3 separate regions of the Homo sapiens genome follow, and regions 1 and 3 are each linked to region 2. Evidence: chromatin loops called from intact Hi-C (ENCODE). Cell type or tissue: natural killer cell. All regions are shown on one strand.

What was found. Peaks named below come from ENCODE experiments on the same cell type or tissue, not always from the same donor. Only the 100,000 strongest peaks of a DNase experiment are listed, where the experiment ranks them.
Region 1: it touches region 2 in a loop (4-fold over the local background); 4 of 110 quality-filtered maps call a loop at or near these places.
Region 3: a loop joins it to region 2, with 9 times the contacts of the local background. A loop is called at or near these places in 2 of 110 quality-filtered maps.

Annotation. Positions count from the first base shown.
Region 1 is chr6:106,139,457-106,144,456 of GRCh38, reverse strand. No RefSeq gene overlaps it. Among named protein-coding and RNA genes, the nearest start is that of PRDM1, 56 kb to the right of the region's middle. RefSeq lists a silencer at 589-883 and an enhancer at 2,629-2,678. In natural killer cell, no CTCF peak of the experiment used is centred here; DNase peaks (open chromatin) are centred at 586, 2,446 and 2,906; H3K27ac peaks cover 3,088 bases.
Region 2 is chr6:106,192,740-106,197,739 of GRCh38, reverse strand. All of the region lies in intron 7 of ATG5 (autophagy related 5), which reads left to right. Among named protein-coding and RNA genes, the nearest start is that of PRDM1, 110 kb to the right of the region's middle. In natural killer cell, no CTCF peak of the experiment used is centred here; DNase peaks (open chromatin) are centred at 79, 1,979 and 2,399; H3K4me3 peaks cover 657 bases; H3K27ac peaks cover 2,893 bases.
Region 3 is chr6:105,644,212-105,649,211 of GRCh38, reverse strand. No RefSeq gene overlaps it. Among named protein-coding and RNA genes, the nearest start is that of LINC02836, 14 kb to the right of the region's middle. RefSeq lists enhancers at 2,212-2,401, 4,969-5,000. In natural killer cell, no CTCF peak of the experiment used is centred here; DNase peaks (open chromatin) are centred at 751, 2,611 and 4,821; H3K27ac peaks cover 4,090 bases.

The sequences.
Region 1 (5,000 bases), 53 kb after region 2:
TATACACACACACACACACACAGAGAGCTATCTACCAATCTGCCTATCTGAGGCTCACATGTACATATAACATGTGAGCATTTATATAAGTATGGGGCACTGCATTTCTCTTCCCAAAACTCTCTCTTGGATCGATAGTCTTTCACTGGGGACTCACTTGAAGGTTTAGACATTGCTGGTTGTCTTCTCCCATTTTAGTCCCCAAAAAGGAATATTTCAACAGATCTACAATTTTGTTCTAGGTCTAAACCCCTAAGAGTGAAGCTGTGGGGCCTGGGGGTGGGAGGGATGGTTGGCCTGAGCCTACAGCCAGGGGGATGGGAGGGTGGGGGAACAGCCTCTCTTGGTGGGGGACCACTGCTGCTGTGAGGACAACCTTCATTGCCTCAGAACCCATTTCAAGGGCTTCTCAGTGACCATGAAATCTTGCCGTGTCCCTGCTAACACCACACACTGTGCATTCTTTTGACTAAGATCTGCGGCCTAGTGCTGTGGCCTAGGTGCTGTGAGATTTCTTTTTTTAAGTAGTAAGTTTATGGTGTGGTTACATTTGAAAATTGCAGCTTCAAAATACATCAAAGTTCAAACGCGCATCCACAATGCTACCGTGGCCTGGAGTGGAACCCTGCAGCAGAGCAGCCCCAGGCACGGCCCCGCGTTCCGCCCTCTCTTACCCCTCCCAGGCAGTTCAGAGCAGCCCCTGGGGCTCCCACTGCTGCGCTGGCACAGTGGGGCCACCGCCCGGCTCACAGGGGCAAGGTGAGGTAGCAGAGCCAGGAAATTTGATTCTTTTCACTTTCTTGTGAGGAGATACTTTATTCCTGAAGAATTCTAGGGTGTAGAGAAAGCAGAGGAAAGACAGCATCCGGGGTGAAATACCACCAGCCAGGCGGACCCAGCCAGATGTGCCAGACCCACTGGTCGAGGGGAAAGTGAACCGGGTGTGCTCCAGCACAGCCAAAACCCTCTTTGGGGTTTTCTGGCATGGGGATAGCATAATTCACATGGCGCAGCGATTTAAAAAAGAAAAGAAAATTAGCCTCCCCAGACTAGAATCCTCACCTGTCACCTACCTCCCACTCTGCCTTTCTCAGCATAGCTAATGTGAATTGTGTGCTTTCTGTGCCAGGCCCTATTACATACAGTCTCTCATTTCACTCTTATATCCACATAGGAGCTCAATTTTACAGAAGAGGAAACTAAGGCACAGAGAGGTTAAGTGGCTTGTCCAAGGACACACAGCTAGAGCACGATAGGCCTGGGATTTGAATGGTCTTCCTGGCTCCAAAGCTCATGCTTCCCACCTCTGGTATTTAGGGACCATAATCCCATTGGAATCTCTCTAATGGCATCAACCCTCTCAGTCAGTCAGAGGGCCAAATGGAAACAGAAAATATTTCAGGATCTCTTGTAAGCCTGAAAGAATTGCTTAAGAGATGTTAGGAAGGCAGGAGTGCTGGTGCTGCTTTTCTGCATTTTGAGTTCTGGTTGGGCATTTGTTGCCAGGGACAGTCCCCTTGGTGCAAGAAAGGAAGCACCCAGAGGAGATTTGCTGCTGGAAGGGCAGGATGTATGTGCGTGTCTGTGTGTGACCCTGCCACCCCCAGCTCAGGATGGAGAAAGCCAGGGATTCTTAGCAGGCAGAGAGACTGGTTTAGTTGCTTTAGCTGCCCGTAATTTGAACTCCTCAACACCATTTCCACTTCCATCCAAATCCACTTACACATGCTGCTTGAGTCCTTCTAACTTTATAAGCATAAAGGCATAGATGCTGGAACAAAAGGCTTTCTGCAACCCTTCCCACCCACAGGAAAGGTCTGGTGTGGGCAATTGTGCCTTTGTTTGGCTTCACCTTGCTGTGCCTCCAAGGACCCCACCAACTACGCATTGAACTTGCACTTCCTATTCACAGAGAGTGCAGCTCTCAGTAATCCACATTAAGGCTTTTGGACTCAGTTCTGCATATTGTTCCTATTTTACATCCTACCTCATCAACGTGAGGCCATTCCTCTCCCCTGAGGAGTGACTTTGGAAGAGTGTGACTGGCAGGGAAGCTGAGAGCTGAAGAGTCATGCCCAGGATGGAACTTAGCTATAGAAAGCCTTTCATCTGGCCGTCTCTCAAAGCCCTGAGGGCTATAATTAATCCTCACAACACCTCTGCCTGGTAGGTAAGTGTGATCGCCTCATTTTTATAGATTGGACAGGGAGGCATGGTACTATTAAGTGACTTTCTTCAAGGCAGCACCTCCCTCAAAGAGCTGGGACTTGATCATGGGGTGATTCTACTTCTGAAGTGGGGGGAAGAGCAGACAGTGATACCAGGCTGAGTGAGCAGGTCAGGCCCTTGTCACCTGACCACCCTTCCCTCCTCAGTACACCAGCACACCCTAAATGTGGCTACTAGTAGGGGGTTTCAAAAGCGTCTCAAAGACTTAAGAAGTCAAAGGGAGGGTGAGGAGTAGAAGAGAAAGAGAATGAAAAGCAATAAATAGCCCAGGCAGAGGTTAGAGGTTCTCTCTGACTTCCTGTAAAGTATAATCCGACCAGCCACATGTGAGAGAAACCAAATGTCATGCAAAGCAGTGAAATTGTCACCCTCAGGATGCGGGGCGGGGGGCCCCTGAGACGAAAGGTCAGAATAATCCCTTCTCTAGCAAAGCTGAAGTCCCAGCACTATTTTTAGAAGCTCCTAGAATTTGCAACCTATTTTTAGGAACTCCTAGAATTTGCCACCTGCTAAGATATAAGAAGAGCCAAAGAATTAGAGTTCATCACCCTGGAGTGTACAGTCAGCTCTCTCCACCTTAGCCGATGGGCTTCTGAGAAGGGTACGTAGAACAGATGTTAGTTAAGTGAATCACCTTGAACACACTCCCAATGGTTAAAGGACTTGGGTGGAGAGCCAAGGTGAAGAGCCAGTCATCGCCCTGCCTGTGCAGCTTAAGTTTAGTCTAGTGGTTAGGAGTAGAGCCTTTGAAGTCATGCAGACCCGAGCTCTGACCTCAGCCCCACCTCCCACCGTAGCCATGTTGCCTGGAAAAGTGGCTTGACCTCTTTGAGCCTTAGTTTCTTCATCCATTAATTAGGGCTTGCCATGCCCTCCCTCTCAGGGTGATTGTAAGAGTTCCTTATGATCATACTAGTTCCTGGTAAGCATTCAATGAACAGCAGCTATTATTACACTCTTAAGTTTTATGTGTTGTTTTTTTTTCTTTATTAAAAGGATATCTTTTTTATTTATTTATTTTTTTGAGACAGAGTCTCGCTCTGTTGCCCAGGCTGGAGTGTGGCACAATCTCGGCTCACTGCAACTCCGCCTCCCTGGTTCCAGCGACTCTCCTGCCTCAGCCTCCCAAGTAGCTGGGACTACAAGCACATGCCACTACACCTGGCTAATTTTTGTATTTTTTAGTAGAGACAGGGTTTCACCATATTGGCCAGGCTGGTCTTGAACTCCGGACCTTGTGATCGACCTCCCAAAGTGCTGGGATTACAGGCGTGAGCCACCGCACCCTGCCAAAAGTGTATCTTTCCTAGCTGACTGAAGTGATGATTGGAGAACTCAATTTCCCTAGGATTCTAAAACATACCATTCCTCTGAGCTGGTTTAGAGCGCCCTCTAAATCCAAATCTATGAAACACGATTGATTTTGCTTGGCCTAGAAGTGCCCTTGCTCATGTCCCTGGGGAAAAGCACAGATCAAGATGGCAGCCTACATTGTTTCTGGGCTGATCCAGACAGTCACTGAGCTGAGCCCACTCCCTTGGTTTCTCAAGAGGACCAGCACTATTTGTCTCATAATAGAAGTTCTGAAGTAATGGTTGAACATTTTTCAGTTACCCCCTTGAGAATTTGATAAATATTATAGCTCTCTCTCTCTCTCAAAAAATGCCTGTGTACACAAAGTTTGTGCCGTTGCTTCTCATTATTCGTGGTGGTTATTCTATAAACTCACTTGGGACACTGAATTAACAAATTCTGAACCATCACTCCAGGGAAACATATGGTTAAGTTCCTGAGAGCCCTGGTCACAACATTTTCATCAACTGATCAATATATAACCTTGTGCCATGTGTGTTTCTGTTTAAAGATCCCTAATTTTATACATATTGTTGATTTTGTTAACATAGAACTCACAGCCAACAGCACCATTCATGCCCGAAGGAAGCTTATCTAGCCCATGGATTTTCTCCACAAGGTATATCACAGCCTTCTTGCACTTAGGAACATGAGATGCACCTCCGCACTACACTCGGAGGTCATTGTAAATGGTGAAATCACTAACAAAATACATAAAGAGGAAAAAAACATGGCTTTGAATAGACTGCGGAAAGTCACTTGTTTACAGCATGAGTGCTGCGACAAGAAGGCAAAGTGTCACCTTGTTCAACCTCAGCTGGGAATGTGCATATTAGGTGACTCGAATGTGCTGCTCTGCATCTGTGCATGTCTGCAGATGACTGCAAATGCTTCATGAGTGTTGATTTGGGGGTTATAAAGTTTAGTGAGTAGATAAATTTGCAAATACAAAATCTGCAAATAATGAGAGTTGACTGTATATAGTTTGGGTATTCGAAGCCCATGAAAGCCAATTCTATGGGAGTTGGGACAAAGGGAAGCATTTTATTTTTTGCAACCCATGGGAACCTATTTAAAGTAGGAACGAGTAGATGTCTTTCTGTAAAGGTATAGGCATCCTTTACCAGGCATTTCTATTCTTTTTTTTTCCCCTGATATTTTATACCTCTGAATTTTTCTCAAGACCTGGTAATTAAAATCAGGCATCTGAAAAAAGAAACATATTATTATAAAAACTAAGAATATTTGGTGCTTTCTTACATTTATTATTATTGGACTTAGCAGTAAAAATGTTTTTCTTAAGCAAGCCTGATTATCACTCGTGAAAAATATGCATATATAGGCTGGGCACGGTGGCTCACACCTGTAATCCCAGCACTTAGGGAGGCCGAGGGGGGGGCGGATCAAGAGGTCAGGAG
Region 2 (5,000 bases):
ACCCTCAGGCTGCTTCTGCTCATGGTGGAAGCTGAAGGGAAGTTGGTGTGTGCGGTGGTCACATGGTGAGAGAGGAAGCCAGAGAGAGCAGGGTGGTGCCAGGCTTTTTATAATAACCAGCTCTTGTGGGAACTAAAACAGTGAGAACTCACTCCTCCACACCCAGGGAGGGCATGAATCTATTCATGAGGGATCCACCCCCGCCCCCCCCACCCCAACCCAAATACCTCCCATTAGGCCCCATTTCCAACTTTGGTGATAAAATTTCAACACGAGGTTTGGCGGGGACAAGCAACCACACTATAACAAATGATTTTATCAATTAGGAGTAAATGAAATTTAAGCCAGAGTTTAATATTTGAATAACTACCTTTTTTGAAAACAAAAGGCAGGGTCTCACTGTGTTGCCCAGGCTGGTCTTACATTTCTCACTCAAGTGATACTCCCACTTTAGCTTCACAAAGTACTGAGATTATAGGCATGAGCTACTGCACCCAGCCTCAAATGACTACCTTATTGCACTTTTCCTAGATTTTTTTCGACAATCTACTTTTTAAAATATGTTGTTTTAAACTTCCTTTTTTATAACATCCTTGACTATAGAATGAGAACACTGCAATGAAACCCAAAACTTTGGAAGTAATGTGTTCTGTAATGATCTGTCCCCTAACAGCAGCACAATTGTCACAGACACAAAATGATCCATATTTGCTAGTCCCAAGTTTATATAAGTGGGGGGTCTCCCTTGATACATTTGTGTTTTATCTGTAAAAACTAAAGTTAACAGTTGCTTTTTAATCCAGGAAAGAGGGCTTACTTGAAATTTTATATTGTTTATTTTGTTAATGGATTCATTTGTTCAATTCATTTTTATTTCATGGTTGCCAATTTCTAGTTTGTGGGTGTGGTTAAGGAGTGCCTAGAGTGGGAAGAAATTAGTTGGGTGTTAATACTGTATTTTACTTCTTTAAAGAATTGTATAACTGTAGAACTTTCAATCTACTTTTTTTTTTTTTTGAGACTGATTCTCACTCTGTTGCTCAGGCTGGAGTGCAGTGATGCCATCTCAGCTCACTGCAACCCCTGCCTCCCAGGTTCAAGCAATCTTGTGCTTCGGTCACGCAAGTAGCTGGGATTACAGGCATGTGCCACCATGCCTGGCTAATTTTTGTATATTTGGTAGAGACGGGGTTTCACCATGTTGGCCAGGCTGGTCTTGAACTCCTGGCCTCAAGTGATTCACCCACCTTGGCCTCCCAAAGTTCACTCTCTTAATTTTTGCATGATTGTGCCAAACGTCTCTTAACCACTTAATTGCAGAAATAGGTTTAGAACACAGGTCTCCATCTCCTGGTGGTCTTTTGGTTTTTCCACTTTACTATGCTGCCATTTGTTTTTGTTTTCTTTCTTTTTAACTTTTTGGTTTAGTTTAAAATAACATTCTGAAATACTTGCTTTTTCCTTACTCTTTATTTTACTTTCACAAATCTTAGTCTTCAATTTGTGTTTAGTATCTAATCTGCCTACATGCTCTTCTCTCTTAATAATATTTCTGATATGATCTTAGGAACCTGAGTGTCTACTGTTTTTATTTTGTTTGTTTTGTTATTTTAGTGTTCCTATATATAATCCTGACCACTCTTGTTGAATTTTTTAAATGGTGATTATGAACATCAGACACGTAAATGAAAAGCATTCAAGTGCTTTGAACTGACACTCTCAGAATACACCTTTATTCTGCTCTTATACCCAGGTTACAAGACAAGATTAACGTGACCCTACACAAGAAAGGCACACAAATTTGTGAAGCTGTTCTTTTAAAAGAGATTCTTTGTTCTGTTAAATTTCTAGGCTGCTCTACGTGTACATCCTTTTCTAGGGGATACACAGTGTGACTTCCCTTGTGGTTTTTTTTTTTTTTTTTTTTTTTTAGAGGGGAGCAGTGAGGCAGCGCAGCCACACAACCTAATCCACAAACCTTCCTTTTAGGTGATTTCAGGTGCTGTAGGTGAGTACATCTGTGTGACAGACTTCTCCCCATGCAAACTGTCAAATGCTTCTCTTGACTGCAGAACACACACTTCATTGAAATGACATAGATAATGCCTATTCTTTTCAGGTATTTTTGATGGTATCTTTCATACCAGGAGGAAGCCACATCTCTAACACATCTCAGTATCTTTTCTTTAGAAAAAAACTTTTATCTTTGCTTCTTCTTTTTATTACGTATTAAAAAAAATTGTCATTTAAAAATCTATGTAGAGTATCCAAAACATCGAGTCACTGTTTCAGTAAAAAACTGTTTACTGCCTGGTTCAGTTCACCTGTAGTATTGTCAGATGTGTCAAACATGAAGCATTTTGACACACCTGCATTCAACTTAAGTTGAAAGCGAAAGACTTTAAGATTGGGTGTGTATGGATAAGAACTTGCTGTCATCACATGATGAAAAGAGAAAGTACTTCATAAAAGTTATGTGGCACCATTGTCTTCTACTCCCTACAAGTGATTCAGTGATGAAAGAATTTTGTCTGATTTCATCATATGAAAGTCAAATGTACTAGTATTTATGAATACGTGCTTTAGGTCATTGTTCTTGTGGAGTAACTAATGATGAGCTGCTGCTTGTGGAGTAACTAATGATGAGCTCTTTTGTGTGTTCCTTTCTTTTTTTGTAAATGGCTAAGGGAATTAGTCAAGTTGGAGGTAACAGGAAATGACCAAAGGTGAGCTCAGGTAAATTGTTTTTGTCGTTTCAGCTGTAGTTAAAATGACTCAGAGATCTAAGCTTCTGTGCCAGACCTGAGTGAAATATTTTTTTCTTTGTACATTAAAAATAACACATCAAGAACATTTATTTTTACCTTGGAGAATACAAAACACCTATAAGCTTTACCCAATTATACTTCATTTCCCAGTCTTCTAATGTAATGTATAACAACGTGGTAAGCTAGGCGGGTGGATCACCTGAGGTCAGGAGTTAGAGACCAGCCTGACCAACATGGTGAAACCCCGTCTCTACTAAAAGTACAAAATTAGCTAGGCGTGGTGGTGCATGCCTGTAATCCCAGCTACTTGGGAGGCTGAGGCAGGAGAATTGGTTGAACCCAGGAGCCAGAGGTTGCAGTGACCTGGAATGCGCCATTGCAGTCTAGCCTGGGCACCAAGAGTGAAACTCCATCTCAAAAAAAAAAGAAAAAGAAAAAGAAAAGAAAAAATGGTATATTCACATTTTTTTCTCCTTTGCTGTATATGATTAGATTATGTTAATAAAGTGAATTAGTTGACAAGATAAATTTTTTTCAGACATGAAGCAGTTAGAAAAAGAAACATATAAATCTCATGCTGACCGTATAAAGCAGATACTTTTAAGTATTTGGACAAAATTGAAGCTTGTTAGTATCTCGTGATTTGAGATAATATTTGAGCAATAATCACATTTGTCAGTGTGATGGCACTGCCCCCGGAAGAATAGGCACTCAGTTTGCAAACTCATGCCACAGGAATAAAAAAAACTCCAATTCCCAAACCTCATCAGATTGCGGGTTTTACAATTTCAGTAATTCTTTAGATATTCATTTAGAATTTGAATTAGAAGGAACTAGTATCTCTGTACCTTCACGCTATTTGATTTGGGCAATAATAATGCTGATTATTTTCATTCTCCACTACTGGAAATGATGACATTACTGGACTGACAGAAGATGCTTCTGGTTTCTCCTTCTGAATTATTGTTATCTTAATCTCAAGAAGTTAAATGAATTAACCTGACTGTTCCCAAAATGAGAAACACACACTTGCACAACTATTTCATCTTTAGCACTAGAAAACAAAATTCTCTTACCAAAATAATAGTATATGCAGACAGTTAAAAACAAGTTATCTTTTCATTGAAACAGGTACTATGGGGCTTCATTCTGACCATATGTAAACAGTACAATTATTGTCTATATTTTAAATAAAGCAAGTAAGTTGAGCTATTCTGTAGTTCATACTTGACAAATATTAATGGACCCTATTACACCCAACTAGAATTACTGGGTCATTTTATGAAAGCAGATAAAATAATATTGTTTTCAAAGTTTATTTATGTATTTATTAATGAACAAGGTTTAATTTTTAACTTTTACCACATTTTTATCTTATTGTCAGGAAGCTTTTAATCAGTTTTAAAATGGCCTTACAATCACTTAATTTAATACACTTTGCTTTTTATAATTACAACTGATCATATGGGATTTTTTATATTATTTAAATTTTAGTTTATGTCCTCCTTACTAAGAAATACAGAGATTATAAGCAAAAGTCAATGAAAGAATTAATATGGACATGTTTTTAAATTGTTTAAAATGTTAAGAGTCAAAGCTCTGAAAATATAATAAAGATATAAAATGTATACATGGAAAGAGATATGTGGTATATCTGGTATTTGGTATATACTATGATATTGCATGTTCATTAAGACCTGTACTGCTAAGTGAGTATGCATCCGGAAGAAGTTAATGTAAGTATTTTTAAATGGGTTTGTATTTTTCTGATAAACAGCACTCTCCTTCTGTTTGTGATCATAGGATAAAAGCCCTGTAAGCTTGTATATGTTCATTTTTACTGCTACATCATGTAGTGTGCTCTTAAGATTGAGATCTCATTCCCCAGGAAGCATTTCTGTCCAAGATTAATTGCCCTTTTAAAATCAGCGTTTGATGTATTTCTTTGGCTATATCCTGGCTTGGTTTAACCCTCTTTGACCTGACCTCGCTGACTATTACCTCCGTGGCTGAGACAAAATCCTTCAGCATGATGTATGCACTTCACATTTCAGCCTGTGGTTTTTCATGTCGATGGATTCAATTAGTTGGTGTTTTACTAATGAACATATCAGAGGTTAAAGAATTTGTCAGACAGAACAAAATTGTTCAGGCTAGTGGTAATCAGAAAGCTCGTCGCTCTATTTTTTAAAACTTCTAGGCAGTATTAAGTATTTTTCAGAAATTTTACCT
Region 3 (5,000 bases), 550 kb after region 2:
GGACAAGTAATTGATGGGTAGAAAATGGAGAAATGGTCATGGGAGGAAAGAGATAAAATAGGTTTAGAACATTTACTTATTTACTTGTCTCCAAAATTAACACTTCCACAAGCTTGATGAATGGGGACCTTGTGCATGGTTACATTTACCATCTTACAGCTTTCCTCTCGGTTAGTGAATTTAACAATATGAATGAAAATAGATGACACAATTTTGAAGTTGATAAAGGTTTTTTGTTTTGTTTTGTTTTGTTTTTTACTTAAGTCACCAAAGGATGGGTGGGCTCTAAATAGGAAATGGAAGAGGTAAAGAAGCAGGTCATATTGAAAACAAAAAATAATAAAAAATTTCCCCAGAGGAAATACCCCTTTCTAGAGCATACTAAACTCTTAGTTGCCATATGTTGCTTGAAAAAAAAAGTTATATACCACATTTTTTCATAATACAAACTATAGAAAATGAGGTTATAGGAAATCTTTTTAGCTGAAGGAGATCTTCAGAAAAGTGAGAAATCATCTGGGTGGAGGGGCTTTAGTTAGAGAAGTCTGAAAAACCCCAAATAAAAGGAATCAGCAGTTCCTAGAAGGAAACAGTTTGGTAGGAAAAAGGGATTATCCCAACTAAACGGCTAATGAAAACTGATAGCTTGAGTGGCTTCTGCTTGACAAGGAGATTGTCACTGTTGACAGGGTTGACTGGCAGGGTGGAAAAATGAGGGGGATAAAGCTTCACAGAAAGACTTCAGAGGAAACTTGACACCTTCAAAACCACAGGTGTGAGGGTAAGTGAAACCGTCAAGTAAAAGTTGGCGTTGTTTTTCAGGATCTGATGTTCTGCATACTTTAGGTTCAAAATTTAGGAGTTTAAGGGGAACACTGAGATAAGTTGGGACATGGGAGGTTAGGAATCGAGGAGTCAGAGGACTCTTTTCTGCCCGTGAAGGGACTCCGTAGACTCTTAAATGTATTCCACAGTACTTTCTAGAGCTCTAAGAAGACAGGCTAGCTTTTTTCTCTACCAGCCCAGCCTGTTTCAAATCACAGGCTTCAATAGGCTTTCTAACCTAGCTCTCAAAGGTGATTTATTGAGTGTCTGTTATGTCCAAGATGCTGAGCGTGGAGTGTGTGAATACATAAACATGTTTGAACACTTGTTCCTTGCCTTCAAGGGTTTCATCTCAATGAAAAAATGGGATAGAATGAATTCTGCCTCAAGATGAATTATTCTCAAATAGAACTAACAGTAAAAAGTAAAACACAAAAAACACAAATGCCAAGTAAATAGCATTAACATTAAATGCTATAAAAATTCAGAGATGGAGGTGACAGGAGTTGAAGAAGCCCTTTTTGGGAGAGGTGGAAGTTGAGTTACATCTTTAAGGCGGAATAGAATTCAGACAGCCTGGGTAAGGGTGGGGGGAGGAGGGAATGTGAAGAAATGGGGAAGAATGGTAGGACACTCCCAAAGGGGTAAAGAAACTACTGGAGTAAGGGGAACAGAGGATTACATTTAATAACTCTAAGATGCACCCCCTGGGAAAACAAACAGTGGAATTTGTAACAATTATTTTTGTTTGGCTCTTGAAGCTGAGCATTTATGTCTGTTGAGGATATAAAAAGTTCAGTGTTCTAAATGGGAAGAGAATGACCTGAAGTGAATGGCAGAATGGGCTCTGGGGACACTGGACCTAGGGCTGCACCCTGGCTCTGCCATTTGTGAGTGGTGTGATCTCCAATGAGTTCACGTTTTCATGCCTCAGGCTCCTAATTTTTAATTTGGGATAATATTAGTATCAATAGTATCTAATTCATAGGGAGCTGTGGGGATTAAGAGATAAAGTATTTATTATGCTTATAGTGTTGGGCACATAGAAGGAGCTCAATACATCTTTATTATTTTTATATTAATATAAAATAACAATAATAATGGTAATAAAATCTCAAAGCCAAGTAAGCATCATGAAATTTTTCACGTGCCCATGAGCACAGAGGAGATCTTCAGAACCTACTGTTTTCTGATCTCCAAGAAAGATGGAGAAAAGAAAATTATAGCATTTTTCTTTCATTTTTTCTTCCTTCCTCTTTTTTTTTCTAGAATAAAGAGATGAGGAAAATGCAAGACAGTCCATGTCGCTCTTGGCTGTTCTCTGCTACTCCCCCCAGGTTCAGGGGTCTGTGAGTGGTCGTGAGAACCCCACCCCCAGGCTTCTGCTTGGGTCCTTATCATAGTGGCCTCTCCTGCTACCCAGTGAGAGTTCACTGTTCTGGCAAGGGATATGGCTCCCGACTCAAGGAGAAAGGGAGCGCAATGCTTTCCTTCTCCATTATTCTATGGGCAGGTTTAATATCCAGTGCCTCCTATTTATAATTAACATGAAGTTGTTTATTTCTTGCTTCTCATTTTAGCAGGGTAAGCATGTAGAGGCAGGCCACTTTCTAGTAGATTGTGAGAAGATAGACCTCAGCATGAGCCTGACTGTGGGTCTGATGTGGAGAGAAGAGAGTCAAAAGGAAATATTCTGTGGCTTTCTATATGACTGAAATGCAGCAAGGCTATTGTTTGCTGTAGCAGCTGATTGAAAAAGAGTGACATTCTGTCCACTGAACGTTAATAGGCTCAAGTGGAAGTGTGGTGATCAAAGCTGAGTCATAACTTGAGAGGAAACCAGTCTTACCCATGTTTTTTGTTCTTTAGTGGAGACACCTAGTAAGCTCTTCGAAGACGGTGGCTTTCTACAAAAGGAGAGCTATAGTAACCGTTGGCCGCAGCAAGATGCTCTTCTCACTCTTGTGTTGGAACAAGAACCAGTTATGAGAAGCCTGGGTTTGACTTGCTTTTGGTGTGGTTAATGCTGGTGGGAAGGTTTCTTATAGGTCTTTTTATTTATTAATACATTTGGTCATAGATGGGCCTTCAGGATTTTCAATTGCTGTGACTATGTTGGTCTGGCTAGCTTTTTCCAGGCTAACAATGCAAACACCCCCAGCACCCCTGAGGGATAGTCTCACAAAGCCCCTGTCTGTCTGGCCTGTGGCTACATAAGCAATCTCTTGACAGTTCTTGGAACGTGAGACTTGGTGACGTGACCTAAGACTTCGATGTTTTTGTGATTTATCCAGGACACTTGACTAGGTAACAGGAATGCAGATGATCTCTGTCTCAGTGCTAGAACCTGCAGCTTTAGCCCAGGTTTATTCTTTGGGGTATGACTGCTAATCTGAAAATTTTGGGGAGAGTCCAGTGTCTGTGCAAGAGCAAATCTTCAATTTGGACTGATTCCACTATGAAGGAAATTGAGTTTTTATGGGAGCTAAAAATAAACGATCCTTAGCACTCCCTCCATCCTAAAATACATTAAATAGCCCTTACATTTTCAAGTTAGAACAAATCTGGCCTCATTGTTTCTGTCACTCTAACACTTGTTAATGTTATTTATGTAATTTTCAGATATTCTCAGATCAAAATTTTCCATGCCCAGTTATCTTTCTCATGCAAAGAAATTGTGATCAGTGTTCAGTTTCAATCAGTTTACTGAAGGAAGGGTCGTTTACAACACCTGTAGCCACTTTTCTCTTAGGGACTTAGTTAAAAAATCAGATGCAGGGTGTGAAATGAGACCTAAGTAATTCTTTCCAAGTTCCTTTGAGGAGCTCCCTGCTAGTACTCTCTCAGCCTAGAAATCAACACCTGCCTTTCACAAAGGAGCCTCCATCCAGTGTGGAATTCCAGCAAGTACACAGGTAGTTATTTCTAGGAATATTGCCCTTGCACATCTCTCCTCTTGCCAGGCACCAAACTAATTTCTCAAAGAGAAACAGTGGGAAACAATATGTTCTGTGCTGCCTTCACATACTACCATAAGAGGCAGTTAGTTACATAAGCCGGCTTCCAGAGATTTGCCAAGTGCTCTTTTTAAAAAAAGTGGCTGCTGATGGAACATTCTTTACATAAAACAGATACTTGTTTCAGCAACCAAAGTCCATGTCCACAGCAAAATCCAACTAGTGTTCTACTTTTCTATTTGTCTATAGAGTATAGATCTCTATACACTTCAGGAGAAAAACTTGTGTCAATAATGGATTGGGTTCGACAGTTTAAAAGAAAAAACAAATGGACATTTTTCATTACCTCAATTTCTCATTATCTACATCAACTCAGAACCGTCAAGAAGGCCCATAGTGAAGCCTAAAGGTTTTGAAAGGGGCTACTATGAGCATTATGGATTCTGTCCCATACTCAGGAAGCACCCCCCGACCAGGAATTTCTCAAGACCAAGGCGTGATGAGTGCAGTTTTACTACTGCCTCTGCTCATGAATAAGACCTCTGTGGTAAATCATTTCCCAGGTAGAATTTGCTCTTCCTCCTTAAGTAAGAGTAGTCTTTAAAAAAAAAAATCCTTTCTCAGAGTAGTAAACAACTCTCTGAAGTAGGCATCATCTAGATAACCTTTACAAAAGACATTCTCTGCTTGATTCCATATTGGTTCTGATGTAAAAGTGCATCAAAGTTAGAAAAATCTTGCTCAAGTTTCAACAGCAAATATTCTTAGCCAGAGGAGCTGACGTGGGGGTGAATGGAAAGGAAGTAGAAAGTCAAGTGCAAGATCAGTTACAAGAATACCACTTAGAATTTTTGGTTTTCCCTCATGCTTGGTGAATATATTTTTTACATGTCAGTGGGTTGGGCCCATCATTAAGCTATTGTCTCGCGGCATCAAGCCCATCCTCCTACACTCTGCTGTGTGATGCTGGACCTCTGCAATACACATTTATTTCTGTGTTGCTGATAATTCCCTGTTAGGCTCTGCCAACAGGGGATGCTAGAGAAAGACTGCAAGTCTGGGAAAGGAGAAAGTTTATTTTCCTCTCTGCTACCTCTGACTCCAGTTTTGCTTCCTATTTCTTTCAGTGTCACCCAGCAACACTTCTTCACCCAAACAGTGGCATTTTACTTCAGTAACAGCTGTTTATACTAGTTTGCATTTTTTTTTTCTTGACAC